2 separate regions of the Homo sapiens genome follow, and region 2 is linked to region 1. A link is a contact called in ENCODE Hi-C or POLR2A ChIA-PET data. All regions are on one chromosome and are shown on one strand. Each heading gives the region's core, a stretch centred on a gene start or an enhancer-like site at or near the end of the contact. The rest is flanking DNA. Distances are from core to core; before and after follow the strand shown.

Region 1 (7,006 bases), core at 1,477-3,976:
GGAGGGGTCAGGAAGGACTTTACCTATGAGGTCTTGAAAGATGGGCCAGTGTTTATATCCCAGATAAGTGGAGAAGAGGATTCAAAGTGGTAGGAATAGTGTGTGCAAATGCCCTGGGGTAGGACAGGGAGACAGATTGTTCAGGACCAGGAAGCAGCATGGCATGGACTGAGCATGGTGGGACAAGGCTGTGGTGAGAGGGAAGGCCAGAGAATCAGGTGGAGGTCATATAATGGATGGTTGTGAATGACCAGCCAAGAAGTCTGTTGTTATCCCAAAACCTCATTCACGGTCAAGTCGTGGTTTTTCTTTTCCTCTGCTTTCTCCCTTTAGAAATGCCAGCCGTGATTGTCTGCACACTATAAAACACAATGCAAAGACCCAAGCTTGAGAATGCTACACATATGAAATAATAAGACTTGAATTAAGCTTGATTGCCTGTTTTTGCATTTTTTGGCTTATGTGTCTGTTCACTTGTTTGTCATATTTTAGTGTAGGCAACATCTATTGAGCATGTAATGGTTAACAGAGCAGCAGTGACCAGTGGGAATGGAACAGAATTATGTCACTTACCCAAAAGAGACTCCTTGCTGCTCCTGGAACTTGGAGGTTTCCAAGAGGAAGACTAGTTACCTGCACCAGAAGACCTTTCTGTTAAATCTACCATTCTGGAAAAGAGGTGAGGATATAAACTACCTCAAAGGTTCTTTCCAGAATTTGTTAACCTGAACTCTTACCCCACCAAAGGAGAGGGAGAGGCAATCAGGCCGAGGTTCACATTTGATCACAATTCAGTGTCCCTACAGCCTCTCAGTATAGCCTCTCAAAGAGATGGGTTGCCAGCCCCATCTTATGTTTGGGTAAATTAAGCTATGTGCTCTAAAGTGTGGCCCATGGTCCATGGCCAGCAGTGTTAGCATCACATGGGAGCTTGTTGAAAATGCAGAATACCAGGCCCCACTTTAGTCCTAGGCAGTCAGAATCTGCACACTAACAAGACGCCCCACCCTTCCAGCCCCCCTGTGATTCTGTGCTTAATAAAGTCAGAGAAGCATTGGCTCCTGGAAGATCCAGGTCAATCTGACTTCAAAGTTTCTTTTCTTTCCATGACCCAACGTTAGCTCTACTTTTGGCTACTGTGTCTATTCCTAAATATGTGGAGCAATTTTGGCCAGGAATAATGTTTAAGTCCTCAGAGAGTGCATATTTCTACTTAACAGTGTGAGTTCTGGGTTTCGTATGCTCATTATGCTTTGAGATTGATCAGCATGGAAATATAGCACATGAGAGTCCCAAATTTGTAAGGCTATGAGAAAGCCTTCAGGGAAAATGGAGTAGAAAATTCTTCATTCTAACAGGTTTTCAGGTGCTCTCTTATTAAAGAAAATTCTGATATTAAAACAGAAGCACCTCTATTTTACCAAGGCAATTTATTGGGCAATGTTTGCTAGCATTGCAAAGTATTTTCTACTTCAACTACTGGATGTGTTTATTCATTCATTAGTTCATTCATTTCACAAACATTTGTGCTATGTCCTGAAGGAGTAAGACAGGGTCACCATCCTCGAGGATCTGGAAGAGGAGACAAATAAAAAATAATTACAACCCAAATTAACATGCGACCAATTACAACACTTCTGTGTCATGAACTTTATGCTGATCCCACTTCCAAGCATTTATTTCAGTACATGGATTATGTATCATGTGACTGTCACAACTTTTTGTTTGAAGGTGTTGTCACCTTAGTTATATTCTGGTTATCAACAAAGTGCTAGGGGATAGGGGCATAGTGCAGAGGAAGAGGTAGTTCTGTTGGGGGAAGGGGGTGACGGAGGAGATGATGTTCATTCATTCATTCATTCATTCATCTGACAGATATTCATTGAGTCACGTGTGAAGCTTAGTTGTAGGAAGATGAGGACATTGGGAAATAGGAATGAATAAGACATCTTGGTTCCTGCTCTTGGTCTCCCAGGAAAGATGTTGTTAAACATATAATCACACAACAAATCAACTAATTTCAATTGTGCTACATGTTTGGAGAAGTGCAAGGTTCTGTGAGAGTATGTGATGGGAGAGGTGACCCAGCCGGAAGCATTAAGAAATGCTCCCTGGGGGCTCTGACTCATGAGCCGAAACTTGAAGGAAGAATACCGAAGGGAGGTAACTTCCAGGTAGCAGGAACAGCCAGTACAAAGGCACGGGGGCACAAAGAAACTTAGTGCTTTCCTCCAAATCAAAACTCAATGTAGTTGGAAGAACAGGGGCCGTTCTGGATGTTAGATGTTATCCTTGCTCAGCATTTGTTTAAATAATAAGGTTTTTCTTGACCTTATGAATGGGAGAGTCAAGACAAAATAGAATGATGCCTGGCCCAAGAGACCACTTGCCAATTATTTAATCGCAGGGGTTGGCCTCAGTTTCCCCATCAGCCCAGTGGGGATTCCTGTCCGTGCTGTTTATTTCCAAGACTTTATGGATGGAAAAGTGCTTAGAAACATAATACAAATGCTACCATATCATATGGTTCCCCCAGCCCCCTTACCTCAGGGGAACATCTGTGGGTGAAGTGAGGTAAAGTGAATATGCTTGCTTTTGGCTTCCATGTTGAGAGACGGTGGTTAATTAAAAAGACTCAAGTTTTTCTTCTTAGGCACACAATAGCTTTTGGGGAAATGGCTGACTGTCCACAGCTGCATGTAAATTGCCCAACCGGAAGCAGCAGACAAAAAACTGATTATGACAGAGGCACCAGGATTTTAGTGCTGAGCTGCCAGATGCTGTTAGCAAGTGGGAACAAAAGTGACATTGGCGAGTTGCCTGTAGAGAGGTCTCTTCCCACCTCATTGAAACCCATGGGCAGCACAATAGGGATGAGCTTGGATCGGGTGAGGTTCAGGGCTGGGAACGGGCTGTTCCAACCGCAGATCCAGACGATCTCCAGCATTGCGGAGGCATTGGGACAGCATTATTCTCAGAGCAGGGTTAGGTGGGAGCCAAAGGCAGGCAGTGTGTGAATCAAGGTTGAACTTGGAACATTAGCAGTTGAGGTGTGTGATGGGTTGAATTATGTCCCCCTAAAAAGATATGCTGAAGTTCTAACCCTCATACTTCAGATAGTGACCTTATTTGGAGTTAGGATCTTTACAGAGTAATCAAGTTAAAATGAGGTCATTGGGGTGGGCCCTAATCCAATATGACTGGTGTTCTTATAAAAGGAGTAATTTGAACACAGAGACAGACGTGTGCAGAGGTCATGTGAGTGATGCATCTACAAGCCAGGGACTACCAAGTATTGCTGGCAAATGCTAGATTCTTCTTAGAGTTGTTAGGAAAAGCATGGCCCTGCCAACACCTTGATTTTGGACTTCCAGCCTCCAGAATGGTGAGACCGTACATTTCTGTTGTCTGAAGTCACTTTGTTACAGCAGCCCTGGGCAATGAGTACAACCTCTCCAATAATATAAAGCATCATGTTTTTGATACAGATGGGGTGAGGCGATTATCCTCCCAGTGCCCTTGCCAATCATTCACATATTTACTGTATGCTGATTACTCCAGTCTGCATGTGTGCCCACTCTGTCTGAGTCCTGCAAAAAGGAAATAGCCCAGAGGTGAGTAAAAGCAGATGCTTTGTAGTGTAACCTATACTACTTCCCTTAAGTTGGCTTCGGAATTTAAAAATTACCTTCTTTATACCAGACCTTGCTCTTGTTAATTGGACCTGCAAGTGGCAAGTGACTGAACCTGCACTTCAGTTACACGAGTAAAGCAGACCCAGACTAGATCTCAGCTCTGCTCCTCAAAGCTGTGCAGTCCAGGGCATGCAACTTCCCCAAGTCTCAGAGTTCATATCTGTAAAATGAGGACTATAACACCTCCCTCCTGGGTTGTTGTGGAGATTGAGAATATTCATGTGAAGTAATTAGCACTGTTCAACTACAAGAAGTGCTAAAAATCTATGATCAGTGTTGATGATGGTGATGATCCTATCCAGCAGCTGTTTCCTTCAGATCCAGGCATTTCATAGCTTGAAGATCCTAAGTTGTGACACAGACTTTAACTCCCAGAACTGAAACTCTAGGGGGTGGAGAGTGGGCAAAGCTTGCCCTTAGCACACTCCCATTTTCCTCTTGCCTTGACCAAGAGACTGGTTGGCATTTGCTGACTCTAAGCTTTTCCTAATCTCTGTGAAAAAAAAAAAAACAGAAAAAACAAAAACAAAAAAACCCACAAAAAACAACTTGGGACCCAAATTTACTATATTAAAGGGGAAGTTAAGCTTGGGGACTGAGTCACCAATATTGTCTTCCTTTTGTTCTTAAACCCATAGTTATAATTTCACAATCCCATATCAGACTCATTTCCTCTACTCCCTCTTTTTATGTGTTTATCTTATATAAAATGTAGATTTACTAAGCAAGAGACAATGAGAAATTGACTTTTTCTTTTCCTCTACTCCTTTTCACATGTAAAATGTAGATTTATGGGTGGGGTGGGACGGGACGGGGGTGGGCTTAGCAGAGCCTCACAAAAATGTAACCATCTGCCTCACTGCCTATCCTCCCTCCCTTTGTTCCCCCTCCTGCCTGTCTTCCCCCTTTAAAGACTGAAGTTCCCAAAACCCCCTTTAGAAAAGAGATCACAGATGCTCCTGCGATTTGTGTTTGTTTTTCCAGGGTGTGTCCTTGGATAAATAAACTGTGAATCGATTGAGACCTGCTGCGGTCGCTCTTTGGTTTACACCTCTACACTGGACCCTGCTAGGGATCTCTTTCTCATAATTCCTATCTCCCTTGTCCCATCCGAACTCACAGTCTTTCGTTATGGTTAATCTAAAAGGGGTGCCTGAGCTAGGAAAGCAATCTGATTTAAAAAACATATTCAAAGATAAGAATAAATGGTAGCTCATAATATTTGCTGGGGTTTTATCATTTTTAAAAAATAGAATTTCTTAACTTTGAGGAAGCTCTATATGATGGGGTGAATGTGGGAAATATTTCTGTGGTCTGGATTTGGGGGACAGTGCCCCTTCCTACTAAGTGGGACCCAGAAAATAAATGCTAATATGTCAGCAATGTAATACTTTATTTTTGGAAGGTTGCCACTATGGCCTCTCCCATGCCGAGCCACTGGCTTGGCATAGTTTTCCATCTTCTTTGCTTAGTAGGAGGACTGCTTGAATTAAGCACATCAGCTTGGCTCACTAACTCAATATTCCCAGAACTTGACTTACTTATTACCACTCCTGGGATGTTGTTCCATCTGCTTTTTCTTTCTTTTACCGTTACAGTTCTAACGTTAAGTCAACCCCAAACAGGACCTATGACTGGAAAATGTGGGAAACATTAGTTTAGTTATTGTCTCAAACCAGCAATAAAAGAGAATTCCTCCCAGGGTGAACTCTGGATTTGGCCCTGATCTTCCCAGACTCTCTGACTTTTCATCTGCGGTTCCCTCCACCTGGAATGTCCTTTCATGACCACCTCCTCCTCGTCAACTTCTACTTATCTTTTAGGGTCCTGCTCCCCCGAATCGTCCTCTCAGAAGCCCTCTGTGACACTCCGTGTCCCTACTGTGTCACCTTGTAGTGTTCACGTATCTGTCTCTCCCTGCAGATCATGAGATTCTTGGGAAAGGGGACCGAGCTAATCCAAAGGCTCTGGCACATAGTTGGAATTATTAATCACTGATGCACAAGTGGATAAATGGGTGGAAAGAGGCAGGAAGAGGTGGATGAATAATAGGTAAATTATTAAAGCATCTCTACCCTGCTTCAGTTGGGGCTGGAATTTACCTACAGGTTTGTGTTACCTTTTAATGTTCAACACCTGTGGGTACTGGGCTGTTCATAGTCAGCATGAATTACATAGATAGATAAATACATTAGATCAAGCTTGTCTTATCCGCAGGCCATATGTGGCCTAAGACAGCTTTGAGTGTGGCCCAACAAAATTCATAAACTTTCTTAAAACATCGTGAGGTTTGTGATTATTTCTTTTTTAGCTCATCAGCTATCATTAGTGTTAGTGTATTTGATGTATGGCCCAAGACAATTCTTCTTCCTCCAATGTGGCCCAGGAAAGCCAAACGATTGGACACCCCTGCATTAGATAGACAGATAGAGAGGGAGGCAATGCAATTAAACAACTTCTACTACGGTATGAACAACTAATAGTCCACAACCTTCCCTGACCTGATGTATTCCATTAATTGAATTGATAAATTCCAAAGGAGATGGAATTGGGGGACAGGCCTCTGTGGGAACTATTTTTGAGGGCTACTTTGGTGGACAGTGTCCCTTGGTCCTGCCTCTGTCTGGAGTTCAGAGCTCGCTGCCCTGCACGTGTCCCTGCTCTGGGTCTGGATGGCTCACACCTCTGTGGTCCCCTCTCTCCTCCCTACCCTGTCCTCTTAGTTGGATATGACTCTTTTTCTGATTCAACCAGGATGAGTCTCTACAGGACCTCCTGGCTGGCAGGGGCTTGGACATGGCTGCAGCAGAGGATCGGAGAGCCCAGTGGACCATCCCCAGCTCACACAGGGCTGGAGAAAGGACATGGGCTCCTCCTAGTCAGATGCCCGGTCCTGGCCACTGGCTGGATGTTTGGAATGTGTTGCTCTGTTGCCACTTAGGGTGCAGCAGCTTTCAAACTGAGTCTTCTGTGCAGTCTTCTTTATTTTATGTGTTTTCTTTTTTGGTCTCACTCTGTTGCCCAGGCTGGAGTGCTGTGGTGTGATCTCAGCTCACTGCAGCCTCAATCTCCCAGGTTCAAGCAATCCTCCTACCTCAGCATCTTGAGTTGCTGGGACTATAGGTGCGTGCTACCAGACCTGGTTAATTTTTTATTTTTTGTAGAAACAGGATCTCACTATGTTGCCCAGGCTGGTCTCACACTCCCGAGCTCAAGTAATCTTCCTGTCCTGGCCTCCCAAAGTGCTGGGATTACAGTTTTGAGCCACCGCACTCAGCCTTTGTGTTCTTACTTTGTTTATCCATTCAAGA
Region 2 (7,006 bases), core at 2,150-4,649, 43 kb before region 1:
GTCCTCTCAGGTTCCAGCCTCCATTGGGTGATCCCAGCTCTGGGCTCCAGTAACCCCACTTCTTCCCTCTGTGCCTCCATCCTAGAGGTGGGAGTTTCCTGCTATTTCCAACTTTTGGATTGCATCGCTGTCCCCTGGTACTCTTCTATTACTTGTTCAATTAGTCTGGGTTCTCCAAAGAAACAGAACCAATAGGAGATACACACACACATAGGTACACACACACATGCAAACATAGAGTTGGCTCACACAATTATGGATGCTGAGAAGACCCAGGATCTGTGGTTGCCAAACTGGAAACCCAAGAGAGCTTGTGGTGTATTCCCTGGTTGAGTCCCAAGGCTTGAGAACCAGGATTACTAATGGTGTCAGTTACAGCCTGAGTCCAAGTCCAGAGGCAGGAGGCTGGTGTTCCAGCTAGAAAACGTTAGGCAGAGACAGCAAATTCTCCCTCATGCCACCTTTTTGTTCTAGTCAGGCCTTCAATGGGTTGGATGGGAACTACTCACATGGGGGAGGGCAATTTGCTTTACCCAGTCTATGGATTCAAGTGCTAAACTCATCCAGAAACACCCTCACAGACACACCCAGAATAGCTTTTAACCAAATATCTGGGCACCCTGTGGCTCAGTCAAGTTGGCACAAAATTAGCCATTTTACTTGTATAACCAGTTCTCTACATTAATTCAATTTAAGTGATTTCTGTTTCCCTGGTTGGGCCTTAACTGATACAGAGATGAAAAAAGGTTTGGTTTTGACCTTGGTATTCAGCTTTGAATGGCTGAACAGCCAAACGCCTAGTTCGGTGTCATTTCCGGGATCTGTAAGGTTGTGAGTCATCAATGATTGAGTGATCATTTATATAACAATAAGTAATGATATGAGATGGTATATTTTTGGATTCATTGTTACTATCTAAATATCCACTTTCAAATATAGGTAAGCTTTCTGAAAGTATTCTAGAGTGATTTTTTTGGGGGAGAGGGGGTAGAAACAGGGTCTTGCCATGTTGCCCAAGCTGGTCCTCAACTCCTGGCGTCAGTGATCCTCCCACTTCAGCCTCCAGAAATGCTGGGATTTCAGGTGTGAGCCACTGTGCCCAGTCGATTTTTTTTTTGTTTTAAAATTTTATCAATTGTTGGAAGTATAAATTGTTGTGAGAGTCAAGTGTTGCAATAATTAATTTTGATTATGAGAGTTAATTCGATTTACTAAATCATCTTAAATTTTTTCAATTGACAAATAAATAGGGGGACAGAGTTACAATTAATATAAATATTGAGAGTATTAGCTAGATAGCTTTAGGAAGAATATTATTTCCTTTCTGAGCCAAGCAATGCTTATAAAATTTAAATAATAATACAGAACAGAATAATAGAAATTAGATTATATCACAATTACAATATTTGTAGAACCTGCATTCATAATATTCAACAAAATAAACTTTAATAACTGCTTTTAATTTTTAGTTGTATAATTCTATCTAGGAATTCTATCTAGGTCATGAGGATTTCAAGAAAATATTAGAGTTTTTTTTTATATACTGAGAGAATGAATTAGAAATGGAATGTCACCTTTGCTACCTCAAAATAGGAGGAAAAATTCTGAAGTTATGTATGATGTTCATGATAAAACTGATTCAGATGTAATATAAGAATATAGGTATAAGGAAAAAAAGAAAATCCTAGAGAAAGATGAAGCAAGCCTCAAATATCTTGCTTTTCTCTTGACTTCAGTAGAGAGAGAGAGCATTTATTTAACATCACAAATTTGGCCAGGTACAGTGGCTCATGCCTGTAATCCCAGCGCTTTGGGAGGCCGAGAGGGGCTGATCACTTGAGGTCAGGAGTTCGAGACCAGCTTGGCCAGCATGGTGAAACCCTATCTCTGCTAAAAATACAAAAATTAGCCAGATGTGGTGATGGGTGCTAATAGTCCAGCTACTCGAGAGGCTGAGGCAAGAGAACCACTTGAACCCGGGAGGTGGAGTTTGCAGTGAGCCAAGATTGTGCCACTGCTCTCCAGCCTGGGCAACAGAGTGAAACTCTGTTAAAAAACAAACACACACAAAAAAACCACCACCACCACCAAAAAACAAACACAAATTTAGCTAAGAGGCCATAGGGCCACCCAGTCACTGACAGTTCTGAGAAATTTTTGTTTCTGCCCGAAGACATTGAATGTTCAAAATGTGACTACTGAAATGTAAATAAAAAATAGTAAGATTAAGGAATTTCTAAAACGAAATGACAGCATTGTTCCTGTCTAGATTTGTGACCCCCTCCCAACCCGCCAGTCGCAGCTTTGCTTCCTTCTAGTTTGAAAGCATCCCCAGAGAGAGCCCTCTCCCTCGCCCCTCCCTGTCCCTGCCTTTGCTGGGTGCAGATCCTCTGGATCTGGAAGCAGCATCAGAATCTGAGCATCCCGAGTTGCTTAGCAGCAGCTGGAAGAGATATGAGACCCCAGCATGGACCAAGGCCTTCTGAGGCTTGGACAAATGCTTCCAAAACAAACTGTGAAGTCTTTATTTATTGGATGACTTTATTTGGTGCTTCCTAGGTGCCAAATATCTCACTACATATCTTTCCCCCATTATCTAATCCTACCACCCAGCAATCCATGAGATCATCCCTCTCTGCATTCCCATTTTACAAATGAAAAAACAGGCTCACACAGGCAAAGTAATTTGCCCCAGGCCGCCTGGCCTGTTGGTGGCAGAACCGGGACTTGAACCCTGGCCCTTCTGACTGCAGAACACATCCACTTAACTGCCCTGGTAGCATGCCTTCTCCCAGAATATTCCAGACCGTGCAACCCAGCATTGCCATTTTGCTGACAGAGAAAAGGAGAGGCATAGTTTCAAGGTCCCCACCCAGAAGGTCAGCGGCATTGTTGGTTTGAATTTCAAGTCTGAGCCTGGGGCATGCAGACCAAAGCCAAGTGCAGGGGAACAATATCTGCTTTGTGCATTCTCCATCCCTGGAAGCATCAGGCATGCAGTCCGTTGGGATAGATCCTGCAGGCTTTAGGGAGCTCTCCACCAGGGAAATAGTTACAGAAAAACAATCCATTTGGTGCCAGTTGGAGAGGAAAATGCTGGTTGCTTTTTAATTTACCTTGTGAAATAGCTGCTGCTGGGACGGAGCTGTGGCCACGAGATCACGGGGCTAAGAGCCAGGCACTTTGGCGCTGGATCCCTCCTCTGGATAACATGGGGTGTTTGAGAACACTGTCTGGATGTTTCCTGTTGACACAACTTTGTAAAACTCTCTGAGCATTGTCAAGCACATTCAGGAGCCGGGGCTTTTTGCTTCAAGGCATGTTAATTACTCAGTGAACTAGCAGTGCAGTGGGAGAGGCAGGGTGGGGCTAAGGGGACATCAGCAGTCTGGCTGGAATGAAATGGCCCAGATGTTGTTGCTGCCCCCAGCCGTGCTCTGATACATCCGGCAAACATTCCAGGGCCAGTGCTGTCCAATGGAAACATAATGTGAGCCATGTATATAATTTTGAATTTTTTAGCAGCCACATTAAAAAAGAGAAGGAAACTGGTAGAATTCATTTAAAAATATATTTCATTTCATGTAATATATTCAAAATAGTATCATTTCAACATGTAATCAGTATAAAAACTATTTTTTTTTTTTTTGAGATGGGATCTTGCTCTGTCACCCAGGCTGGAGGGCAGTGGCGTGATCTCAGCTCACTGCAGCCTCCAACTCCCGGGCTCAAGCGATCCTCCCACCTCAGCCTCCTGAATAGCTGGGACTACAGGCTCAAGCCACCATACCTGGCTAATTTTTAATTTTTTTTATTTTTTGTGGAGACAGAGTCTCACTGTGTTGCCCAGGCTGGTCTCAAACTCCTGGCCTCAAGTAATCCTCCTGCCTTGGCCTTCCAAAGTGCTGGGATTACAGGCATGAACCACTGTGCCTGGCCTGTAAAGCTATTAATGAGTATTTTATATTCTTTTTATGGCACTCAATCTTGGACATCCAGTGTGCATTTTATACCTACAGCATGTTTCAGTGTGGACTAGCCACATTTCAAGTGCTCAGTGCTACAGGTGGTATTGCTTCTCTGCCTGTGGTGCAGCTCTTGCCATCCCTCTCTGCTGCTCAAAGACCTTCTGTGGCTCCCGACTTGCCTAACCTGTTGGAGTCAGTCATATACTGCAGTGATTTGTGTTTCGGACTTCCTCTCTCTCCACCACCAAGAAAGGTGGGTACCTTTAAGGAAGAAAAAGAGTTTTTATTATGGTGTCTATTAGGGGCATTTATTATGTATCTACTGTGGGTGCAAAGGGAAGGCTTTCCGGCTTTGCCCTCAGAAGATTTGCTGAAAAATCAACTCACAAAAAGGCAGATTACTAAGAGAAAAGGCAAACAAATTTATGACTACTGTGCACACAGTGAGAATCCCAGTGATTGATCAGTGGGATACAGATGCTTATATACCCTGCTTTCTTAGGGGAAAGGGAGATGGGGAAGTGTGGGTGATTTTAGGGGGATAGTAAGTGATTTTTCTGAGAATTCAGTGGGCTTGAAGAACATACAATAGCCTGCGACAAAATCGGTTGGGTCCGCAGAGCAAACAATGGTTTGTGACCAAAGTCTGTCTAGTAGGTGTGTAGACAGTCTTTGGTTTTCCTTCCTGTGATATGGGTTCAGTTAGTGAAATTTCAGGGAAGGGATCAGAGGTAATTGTTTTCTTCTTTGGGCAAATAAGGGAGCTTCAGCCTGTGCTGTGGGAGAGGTAGAGAATTTAGAGACAGGAAGGTTGGGGAGGAAAAACAATTGCTGTCCTTCGTGGGTCCATCCTGTCTTTATGCAGATCAGGAAAAGTCTCTTCTAGCATCTGTCTCTTTTAGCAAAAGTCTGTTCTAGCATCTGAAGGCCTTCTAAGGACCTTCAGTACAAAACACGCATTATCCCAGGGAGCAGTATTTTGGGGTGAAACTCTTCACACTCCTTTACTACTATGTCCTAGTTTTAAGTCCCTTGACTAATTGTGTTTTCCACAATAAATCTTACTGCGACACATGCCTGCATAAGACATTGCGTTAGGTGCTTTAAGTAATTTTCCTTTTTTTGAGATGGAGTCTCTCTCTGTTGCTCAGGCTGGAGTGTAGTGGCGTGATCTTGGCTCACTGCAATCCTGGGTTCAAGAGATTCTCCTATGTCAGCCTCCCTAGTAGCTGGGATTACAGGTGTGTGCCACCATGTCGGGCAAATTTTTCTTTTTTCTTTTCTTTTTTTTTTTTTTTTTCGCAGAAATGAGTTTTCAACTATGTTGCCAGGCTGGTCTTGAATACCTGACCTCAAGTGATCTGCCCACCTTGGCCTCCCAAAATGCTGGGATTACAGGTGTTAGCCACCACGCCCGGCAGCTTTGTGTAATTTTCTAATTAAATTATCAGTACAACTCCATGAGGTAGGTATTTAATTTCCATTTTACAAATGGAAAATGGAGGCTAAGAGAGCTGAAGTTGAATCCAGATCTGTGGGACTCTAAGTTGCTCTTTTAGCGACGTTGTGCTGAGCCCGGACAGGTTTGGATTCTCAGAAAACATGTATTAAATGTCCTGACTGAGACAACAGTTTCTTGCCTCTTTCTTGGGATGAACAGCAGACGCGTGGAGGCGGCAGAAGGGGCTGGGATGTCTACTGACATGTGTGTTTTTCTTGGTCATCAGGATGCAATATCAGCTTAGGCCCAGGAGTGCTGAGAGCAGCCTCTTTGGGAACTGGGTTGAGCACAGCCAGTGCTCTCAGCAGCCAGGCAACAAATTGGAAAGCCTCAGTCTGTGCCTGATAAATGCCCGTGGGTGGGTTTCCCCTCCCCTCCCGGCATCAGGCTGATAACTGGCGCTCTGCCCCTCCGGCTTCCCGAGACACTGCTATTTACGTGATGCATGATTCACACTCATTTATTGCCAGAGAGTACGATGCTTTGCCTTGGTACTTTATTGAGAGCACAATAAAAATAAAGATGAGCTACTAATAAAATGTCAAAAGAAAATGTCAATTAGTATTACCAAAAAGAAAAAAAAAAGAGAGGCTGATGTTATTGTACATCCTCTCAGTGAATTCCCTCTAATTAGTCAAATAAATATGCAGTCCTCCCACTTGGGTGTGTGTTTGTTTGCTTTAAAACATTGTAATTACATCCTCCGCTTTGGAAACTTCTGGGAACCGGAACCTCCACACATGGGCTTTAGCTAGGACGACGTGAGCCAGCACTTTGGCTGGGATGAAACTCCATGCCTGTGTAAGTTACTGGGCTAAACATTCAGAAGCAGGTTGTGTCTCACCCTGCCGTCACTCAAACTCCCACTGTGGCTCCCTAAGGCTGTGACATCAACACCAATTCCACTTCATACAGTGCAAGGGAACTGGGCAGGGAGAGGTGAGTTCTGCATGATCTTGAGACAACCTCTAACCCCTCCACGCCTCTGTTTCCTCTTTGGTGAAAGAAAGCAGTTCTAGCTGCTCCCAGCCATGAGGCAATCATGATTTCCATGGCCAACAACTGGCTCTCCCCATCCTTCCAACTTATCCATATTTCCCTCTTCCTGCAAGAAAACATTAGAACTTCAGTTGATATTTAGTTTATATTGACTTCTTCTATTTTTGTATATATTTAATGTATGTAAATCTATGCTAGGAATAGAGAACACGTATTTGACAAAGAAATACATACGTTAGTGATGTCTCCTGAAAAAACTTTTTATTAAAAAATCTGTGTTATTTAAGGCCGGATATGGTGGTTCACGCCTGTAATCTCAGCACTTTGGGAGGCAGAGGTGGGTAGATCATTTGATGTCAGGAGTTTGAGACCAGCCTGGTCTCTACTAAAAATACAAAAATTAGTTGAGTGTGGTGGCACACACCTGTAATCCCAGCTATTCAGGAGGCTGAGGCAGGAGAACCACTTGAACCTGGAAGGTGAAGGTTGCAGTGAGCCGAGATCAGGCCACTGCACTCCAGCCTGGGTGACAGGGTGA

What was found. A loop is a pair of places that touch in the nucleus more often than their neighbours do. ChIA-PET counts read pairs that join two places held with the same protein, here RNA polymerase II (POLR2A). Pooled maps may share reads with other maps.
Region 2: a loop to region 1 is called in a map of gastrocnemius medialis, with 2.3 times the contacts of the local background. The contact joins two enhancer-like sites. A Hi-C loop is called at or near these places in 2 of 168 maps with a recorded cell type or tissue (cardiac septum and gastrocnemius medialis) and 2 of 50 pooled maps. POLR2A ChIA-PET finds 5 or more read pairs at or near these places in 2 of 52 experiments (B cell and HEK293).

What each region holds. Positions count from the first base shown.
Region 1 is chr16:66,203,136-66,210,141 of GRCh38, reverse strand. No RefSeq gene overlaps it. Among named protein-coding and RNA genes, the nearest start is that of CDH5, 160 kb to the left of the region's middle. Within about 2 kb of position 2,726, at least 4 of the 41 ENCODE cell types and tissues checked have a DNase peak (open chromatin) inside an H3K27ac peak, as active enhancers do; they include gastrocnemius medialis, where a contact is called at or near this core.
Region 2 is chr16:66,247,149-66,254,154 of GRCh38, reverse strand. All of the region lies in intron 1 of LOC105371317 (a long non-coding RNA gene), which reads left to right. Among named protein-coding and RNA genes, the nearest start is that of CDH5, 120 kb to the left of the region's middle. Within about 2 kb of position 3,399, at least 12 of the 41 ENCODE cell types and tissues checked have a DNase peak (open chromatin) inside an H3K27ac peak, as active enhancers do; they include gastrocnemius medialis, where a contact is called at or near this core.